3 separate regions of the Homo sapiens genome follow, and all the other regions are linked to region 1. A link is a contact called in ENCODE Hi-C or POLR2A ChIA-PET data. All regions are on one chromosome and are shown on one strand. The core of a region is the stretch at or near the end of the contact, and the rest is flanking DNA. Distances in the headings are between cores, read along the strand shown. Region 1 holds the start of PCTP (phosphatidylcholine transfer protein). Region 2 holds the start of COIL (coilin). Region 3 has its middle 54 kb from the start of C17orf67.

What was found. A loop is a pair of places that touch in the nucleus more often than their neighbours do. ChIA-PET counts read pairs that join two places held with the same protein, here RNA polymerase II (POLR2A). Pooled maps may share reads with other maps.
Region 2: a loop to region 1 is called in a pooled map, with 11 times the contacts of the local background. The contact joins the promoter of COIL here to the promoter of PCTP in region 1. A Hi-C loop is called at or near these places in 5 of 50 pooled maps.
Region 3: a loop to region 1 is called in a map of HCT116, with 3 times the contacts of the local background. The contact joins the enhancer-like site here to the promoter of PCTP in region 1. A Hi-C loop is called at or near these places in 1 of 168 maps with a recorded cell type or tissue (HCT116) and 8 of 50 pooled maps. POLR2A ChIA-PET finds 5 or more read pairs at or near these places in 1 of 52 experiments (PC-9).

The regions. Positions count from the first base shown.
Region 1 is chr17:55,749,719-55,752,421 of GRCh38, reverse strand. PCTP (phosphatidylcholine transfer protein) reads right to left here and starts at 1,371. Exons shown (of 6, transcript NM_021213.4): 1 at 1,178-1,371. The coding sequence starts at 1,318. RefSeq lists a silencer at 1,234-1,573.
Region 2 is chr17:56,959,695-56,962,397 of GRCh38, reverse strand. COIL (coilin) reads left to right here and starts at 1,348. Exons shown (of 7, transcript NM_004645.3): 1 at 1,348-1,623. The coding sequence starts at 1,379. LOC105371836 (a long non-coding RNA gene) reads right to left here and starts at 1,250. Exons shown (of 4, transcript XR_934875.4): 1 at 986-1,250. RefSeq lists enhancers at 1,267-1,316, 1,327-1,466, 1,216-1,510 and a silencer at 1,637-1,746.
Region 3 is chr17:56,778,711-56,781,413 of GRCh38, reverse strand. No RefSeq gene overlaps it. Among named protein-coding and RNA genes, the nearest start is that of C17orf67, 54 kb to the left of the region's middle. RefSeq lists a silencer at 874-1,113. Within about 2 kb of position 1,378, at least 2 of the 41 ENCODE cell types and tissues checked have a DNase peak (open chromatin) inside an H3K27ac peak, as active enhancers do.

The sequences.
Region 1 (2,703 bases), core at 122-2,621:
TGTAGAGTTATTTACAGCTATCAAATTTTCACACATATCTGACAGATTGGATTTGAACCCCCTAACAACCCTGCAATGAGACAGGCAGAGTTTTCATTCCTGCAATGAGACAGGCAGAGTTTTCATTCCTGTTTAACAGGTGAGCAACTTCTAAATATTGCAAACGTTTGTTTTCTGTTTTAAAATATAAAAACACTATATTTGATGTAAACAAAAATGCAAGTGCCTAAAAAGGCAACCACATGTTTGACATTCACAAGATCATGAACCCTCCAATCCCACCTCTGCTATTCACTTATCTGGGCCATTTCAGGAGTGACTTCACCCTTGAGGCCTGTTGCTTTCACCTATGAAACCTGGGGTTTAACCAGGTGAGCATGAGGTATCCTCCTAACTCTAACACTATAATATCCTGGTCCTGTATTAGGAAACTTCAGTTTCACCCACATTACCTGCAGGCGACTTTTAACCTACTTGCCATGCTGCGACTATTACACAAAGCAACTGATGACAAGCCTTGGATGACAGGCCTCAGGGGCAATGCCTTCCACCTGGATGGCTACCTGATTCCAAAGACTTCAACAACCAATCCCATTCCTCCTACATCTTTACTCCTGCCTGAAGATTCGGACTCAACTTATTAAGAGCAACTTGGAAGGAAGGGGCAACAACCAAAAGAAACGAGTCACTAAAACAGTAGGGCCCTTCTCGGCAACCCCTGACACCACCCTGCACATCCAGTCCTTGAAAAGTTCTGTTTCTTTTCCTCCTATATCCAAGCCCTAAGATACCGCCCCTCCCCCACCCCAGCCCCCATATGCCACTGACACGCATTGGAGAGTGAGGATCAACGTCCCTTGCAGACGTGTGCACGGGCCTAGGAACCAGCTGACCCACGTTTCAACTGTCATTAACTTCTAACTACATGCCCCGTCGGGCCTGACCTGAGGCTGAACTCCTGTGACCTTCCAACTCCCCTGGATCTGCACGGCAGTCACTTGGAGGCACCGCCCCTGCGCTAGCTCCAGAGCTTGAGACAGGGTCCGGGCGGAGCTCCTTCCTGAGCCGGAGAAGACGCGCCCCTGTCCCTTCCGCGACTGCCGCCCCGCACTCCCTGCGGGGAGGTCGACCCCGGCGCATTCTAGGCCCCGCGGTCCTCCAGCGGGTTGGCCGCTACCTTGTCCAGCAGCCGGTAGATGCTGATGCCCGAGGTCTCCACTAGGAGCTGCCAGTCGGCCCCGGCCAGAGCGGGCTGCTGGAGCTCGGCGCAGGCCTCCCAGAACTGCTCCTCCGAGAAGCTTCCGGCGGCCAGCTCCATCCTTCCGCAGTCCGGGCTCCTCCGCCTGGAGGGCAGGCCGCGGACACCCTTAGTGTGGGCCTGGGGGCGGGGTGACCGGGCTGCCCCGGCTGCCCCGGCTGCCCCAGCGTCATTGGCAGGAAACTGAGGAGAAGGCGGGGCCTAGACTGGAGGAGCGGCCTGAGGGTGGGGCCCTGGAGGGGCGGGCCTAGAAAAGCGGGCGGGGCTGAGCAAGGAGTGAGGAGGATAGACAAGAAGTAAAAGGAGAAAAATTGGACTTGATGTGGGGAAGGAAGGAAGAGCTGGAGAAGTAAGGAGGCTTCCAGAGGGAAGGGAAAAAGGAAGGGAGACAGTGATGTCACCTCAAAAACAGCTCCTCAGTAGCCTATCCCATACTCCCTGCTACTCCCATAACCTACAGACCTGTTTGAGTGTCTCTCATTTACCTTTCTGAATAAAGTAGAGAAAGTCTCTTTGGTAGACATGAGAGGAGAGGTGGGCAGAGTAGAAATGCTGGAAAAATCCTAAGGGGTCAAATGCCAGAAGTGTATTTCAATATAATTTCTCTTCTTTCTGCTATACATTGTAAAACATTATTCTGAGACGAGGTCCATTGGATTCCCCAGAAGACTCTAGGGGTTCATAACACCAAAACAGTTTAGAAACCTAATCCATAATGGATCTACAAGGTTGTTGCCACCCTTGAGGGTAGAAACTGATCTGAAAGGTGTCGTACTATCCACCTAGGATTTCTGCAACTTGCATAATTTAGCTCACTGTGCAACTCAAACATCTTCTTGTTCCTTTGAAGTCCCTTGAGTAATACTGTATTTCCCACCAGCAGACTGTACTACCTGACTTTGAATAAAGTAGGTCGTTTGAACATCAAAACGATGTAACAGCCACGTGAGTGCCAATAAACTCTGGAAACTCATGTTTCCTAATCTGTAAAATGGGTCAAGAATTGTGCTACCAGTTACAGCTGAGGAGGTGGTTGGACAAGGAATAATTTTCCACAGTGCCCGTCCAAGTAAATGTTCAATAACAATTTCCACTTGTTTTGCATTACTATATTGAAATGCTTTTCTTTCCTTACTTGAAAGAAAGTTGATGGCAAAGTCTTAATTTATGTGATTTTCCAATCAGGCAAATGATCACATTTGGCAGCTTGCTTAGTTAGACACAGCAGAGATAAATAATTGCTTTCCTCAAGTCAGTCCTGGTTCTGTTTGGCTTTATAGGTGTGGAAAGAGGGATGTGAAATTTTCCTAGACTAAATGCACAAAAGTTTAGGCTAGACATACTTTCCCACTGTTTTATAACTCCTTGTAAATTTTCTATGTATTGTAAATCCATATTTTATTTAAATGGAAATTCATTGCTTGAAAAACCAATTGTGTAAAAAC
Region 2 (2,703 bases), core at 99-2,598, 1.2 Mb before region 1:
CGGAGGTGGTGGCTCATGCCTGTAATCCCACCACTTTGGGAGGCCAAGGCAGGCAGATTGCTGGAATTCAGGAATTCGAGACCAGCCTGGCCACCATGGAAAAACCCTATCTCTACAAAAAATACAAAAATTAGCTGGGCTTGGTGGCTCACACCTGTGGTTCCAGCTACTAGGAAGGCTGAGGTGGGAAGTCACTTGAACCCGGGAGGCAGAGTGCACCACGGCACTCCAGCCTAGGTGACAGAGCAAGACTCTAAAAAAAGAAAATCCAAAAACCCTTACTTTCAGTTAAAAAATTTTGTTTTCAATTCATCTACTGACTCCCTGGTATCTACAACTTAACTAGTCTAGTGAACTTGGGGAAGTTACTCCTTTTTTTTTTTTTAAGACAGAATCTTGCTCTATTGCCCAGGCTGGAGTGCAGTGGCACGATCCTGACTCACTGCAACCTCCACCTCTTGGGTTCAAGCGATTCTACTGCTTCAGTCTCCCGAGTAGCTGGAATTATAGGCACATGCCACCACACCCGGCTAATCTTTATATTTTTAGTAGAGTTGGGGTTTCACCATTTTGGCCAGGGTGGTCTCAGACTCCTGGTCTCAAGTGATCCGCCCACCTTGGCCTCTCAAAGTGCTGGGATTACAGGCGTCAGCCACTGCTCCTGGCCTCTAGTTACTTCTTAAACTCTCTGAACCTTGTTTTTTTTAAATCCTCTAAATAAGGATAACAGTTCATAATTCCTAACTTTTGTTATGAAAATTAAAGGAGTTAATATATATTATGTGGAGAAATGTAAATTCTAGTTCAAAAAATAGAAGAAATAATGTAAATACTGATTTATTTATCTGGTGAGAAATGCAAGGACATTTTTGTTTGGTGGTGGGTATTAAAAGGCTAAGGTATTTATATTCCACTGGATACATTTGGAAGAATGATTAACAGTGTTATTTCAAAATTTCAACATTGAGAACACACTAGGACTTACATCTTTTTCAACTCATCATGATGAAAAATTTTGTCAGCGAAATGTGTTAGGATTGTTTTATAAAAATCTTTCACGTCGATGAGCAAATATCTTAGAAGACTACTGCTGAGGAGAAATGTTATTTATCCAGAGAGTTGCCTTAATTAGGAGACCCTACATAGCGCCCAGTAGAAATGTAATAAAGGCATTTCACTTATTCCCTTCCTCAGCCCTGCCGTGAACAAAATTGAATGAAATCAACCACGCTCCGAGTTCTCGCCTAGACGCAGCCTGTAGTAGCCAGGTTTCACCACTAGGTGGCACACGCCAAAGGCTCCGGCGGGGGCGAGCCGCCCGAGCACGCCTCTCGGTGGCCCCGTGGTATCTCTCGGCTTCCGTTGAGCACCAAGCAAGATGGCAGCTTCCGAGACGGTTAGGCTACGGCTTCAATTTGATTACCCGCCGCCAGCTACCCCGCACTGTACGGCCTTCTGGCTTCTGGTCGACTTGAACAGATGCCGAGTCGTCACAGATCTCATTAGTCTCATCCGCCAGCGCTTCGGCTTCAGTTCTGGGGCCTTCCTAGGCCTCTACCTGGAGGGGGGGCTCTTGCCCCCCGCCGAGAGCGCGCGCCTTGTGAGAGACAACGACTGCCTCAGGTGCGCGGCGCAGGGAGCGGGACGGCCGGGTGGGCGGCGGGCGGGGGACGCGCCTGCGCACGCCCGGGCCTGAAGCCGCTAGACCTGGTAGTGGAGGGGATGGGGGATGGGGAAGGGGACGAGGGTTGGAGGGGGGTGGGGCTGTAAAAATGCACGTTCGCGAACCCCGGAGATCCTGATTGGTGTAGTCAACTTTGGGGCTCAGGAATCTGCATTTTATTATTATTTTTTATTATTATTTTTTTTTTTTTGAGACGGAGTCCTGCTTTGTCACCCAGGCTGGAGTACAGTGGCGCGATCTCGGTTCACTGCAACCTCCACCTCCCGGGTTCAAGCAATTTTCCTGCCTCAGCCTCCCGAGTAGCTGGGACTACAGGCGTCCGCCACCACGCCCGGCTAATTTTTGTATTTTTAGTAGAGATGGGGTTTCACCATATTGGTCAAGGTGGTCTCGAACTCCTGACCTCAGTTGATCCGCTTGCATCGGCCTCTCAAAGTGCTGGGATTGCAGGCGTGCACCACCGCATCCTGCCCCTATTATTTTTATTTTTGAGACTGAGTCTCATTCTGTCACCCAGGCTGGAGTGCAGTGGCGCGATCTCAGCTCACTGCAGCCTCCACCTCCCGGGTTCAATCGATCCTCCCACCTCAGCCTCCCGAGTAGCTGGGCTTACAGGCGGGCGCCACCATGCCCGGCTAATTTTTTGTTTGTTTGTTTGTATTTTTAGTAGAGACGGGGTTTCACCGTGTTGGCCAGGCTGGTCTTGAACTCCTGACGTTAAGTGATCCTCCCGGCTTCCCAAAGTGCTGGGATTACAGGCGTGAGCCTCCGCGCCTGGCTGGAATCTGCAGTGTAACGAGCATCCTTCCCGGGATGCTTCTGATGACAGGAGAATCAAACTTGGAAAATCCCTGATGCCTAAGGGCAGGGCCAGGCTTTCTTTCAGCCTTGATTTAGCACATCCGCGCTTAGCTAGGCACTGTGCGACTCTGTTGCGTGCCCATGGTGCAGATGTGCCGGAGACCCGGCCTTACCCATGGCGGCCTTCAGGGTCAGGTGCAGGAAGCTGACAAAGGGGA
Region 3 (2,703 bases), core at 129-2,628, 1.0 Mb before region 1:
GTGCGCCAGGCGCGAATGAGGCTCTGAAGGTGATGACACGGTCTATGTCTTCAAGGAGTTCATCAGACACCTCTTCCACAAGTTGCCTTCCTTTTGCGACAGCCAGAATTACTGCCGCCTGTCCTGCATTGCTGTAGCACTTCATCCTTAGGGAACAAAGGAGGTACACGCAGAACAGCTTGGGTTTTTGAGCCCGTGATGTGCAGACTAGAATCCTGGTCTCCTTTTAACTAGTATCCATGGGGTACACACACACACATACACACACAGCCCAGTGCAGTGGCTGAGAGCACTCTGAAGCCAGGCTGCCTAGATTAAACACTAGACTCACGCTCACTAGTTACTTAACCTCTCTGTGTGCCTCGGTTTTCTCATCTGGGAAATGGAGGCAATAGTAGTACTTACAGGGTTGTGATGAGGATTCCACACAGGTAATTTTAATATAGGTAAAGCACTAGAAGAAAGCCTGGCAGACAAGAGCTATGTAAACATTTGTTTATTAAAATCAACACAAATGAATAAAAACATCAGCTTTGTGACCTGGACAAGCCATGTGACAGCTGGGGCCTCAGTTTCCAAATCTGGGGCTATCATCAGGCTCCAAGGGATAACCGTGTGCACAGTGTCTGGTACTGGGAGTCTCCACAAACGCCACCCCCTTCCTTCCTCTCAGCCCTGTGTCACACTGGGACCCTGTCTGTCTTTCCCGTCACTCCTCAAGAGCAGAGGCACATGCCTGAGCAACAGCACAGAGGCACACTGCTTAAGGTTCTCAGGCATCTGTGTTCTCTGGAATTGGACAAGGAGAGCAGAAATTGCTTCTCTGGTTTGGAAGAGCAAATGGACATGGGGTGTATGTGCGCGCGTGCTTGCGTTGGGGCGGGCGGTGGAGACACAGCACCGGCCACACCCCCGCCAGTCCACACAGAGCTGCTCTGTGCAAAGAGCGACTTGACTGCGACTCTGGCCGCCCGGAGCGAGGGCGGGCGCGGGGGCTGCGAGGGCCCGGTCGGCCACTAGGGGTCAGTGTGTCTCCGCCGCAGGCGCCCGCGCGCCGCTTACCTGATTGGGGCAGGCGCCCGCTGACAGCTCTTGACAGTTTGCAACATTTCCTGCCTAACATTAAAAAAAAAAATTAATTAATGTATCTTTCTCCGTAGTAAAGAAGGGAGCCCAGACAACCGAAATAACAAGCCGGCTCTCTTTGCAGGAAAATGCAGAAGGCGGTTAAACCGTCCCGTCCTTCGCATTCCTGGGCTGGAGGAATAAGGATCCAATTGTGGTTTCTGCGCTGGTTATCTTGGTGCCGCCGAGGGGGCCACCGGGGAAAATCTGCTGAATTCTTCCTTTTCTATTTTCTGCCTCGGCGAGGAGGAGGGCGTTAATGCCGGTTGGCAGTTACATGAAACTGAGATGGATGGTAATGGGGTGTGTTAGCAAACAAGGGCAGGAAATAAAGTGTCATATTTTCTGGAGGGTGAACCGCTCCCCGGAGACAGAGCTGCACCAGGCGTCTGCAGAGGAGACACTTTGAAGGAAAAAAAAAAAAACCCTGTATAATCTCTCTCTCTCTTCACTTTCCTGTGCCTCCTTGGTGAGACATAAATTCAGTTTTATCCTCAGTCTAGCTAACAGGCAAATAACAGGGCACAAAAAAAGAAAAGAAAAACCCACTTGGATTTCTACTTCAATGTTCAGTACTTATTCTCTTGTCTCAAGCTGAGTCTGGAGGTAAAGAGAACTTCAGGACTTGGAGGCAGACTTCACAACATCAGAGCTACCTGCCTGGAATCTCGAACTGAGTGTCCCTGGAATCAACTGTGTGTGGTCATCAAGGCCCATCCCCAATCCTACCCACTTGGCAGATAGGAAGCCCTGAAGCTGCCTGCTTGCCGTTGCTTTGTACATGTGGGAAACACCCTCACCCCATTCCTGCATTCCCGTCACCCTCCTCCAAGGCACCCTCTCCGATTCTTTTTGCAAGGACTCAAGACTCCTACTGTCCTGGCAGCCTGCCTCCCCCACTGTCCCTTTCTCTGGAGGATGAGCTTTTTGAAAGCCTGGCTACTGTCTCATTCTTCTTTGTAGCCCTAGCACCTGGCACAGTTCCTAGTGCATTGTTAGGAGGTGCTTAATATATGTTTGTGAGTGAATATATGATATCCCGAACTCCTCTGCTAGAAATAAGGGCCGGTGCATACTGAACATATCATATCCCTGTCCTAAATGCTTTGCATGCTTTCTCTCATTTAATCCTTACATCAGCCCTGTGAGATAGGAACTAGAAATGACGTCATCATCGTCATCATCATCATCATCATCATCCCATTTTACAGATTGGAAAGTTTATCCTTAGCGGGGGCAACCGACTTGCCCACAGTTACAGAACCTGGCAACGGCAGAGCAGGAAGACAGACCCATCAGTCGATGCTTCAGACCTCTCTCTCCTTGGGCAGCGTCTAAATCCCTTGCATGGCATTTCACACTTACTAATTTATGTTACTGTAAATACATTGTGCTCTTGTTTGATCTCCTTGCAAAAATGTAAACTCCTTGAGGTCAGCACTGTGGCTATGGTTTCTCTGTGGCCCTCAAGAGAGAAAAGACCAAATTAGGGCAGTAGTCTGAGTCCTCTGGAAGTGGGCCTTTGGGTTTGTCTTTGCTTTGGACTGGATGGATCTCCATGGGGCCCGACTACTTCTG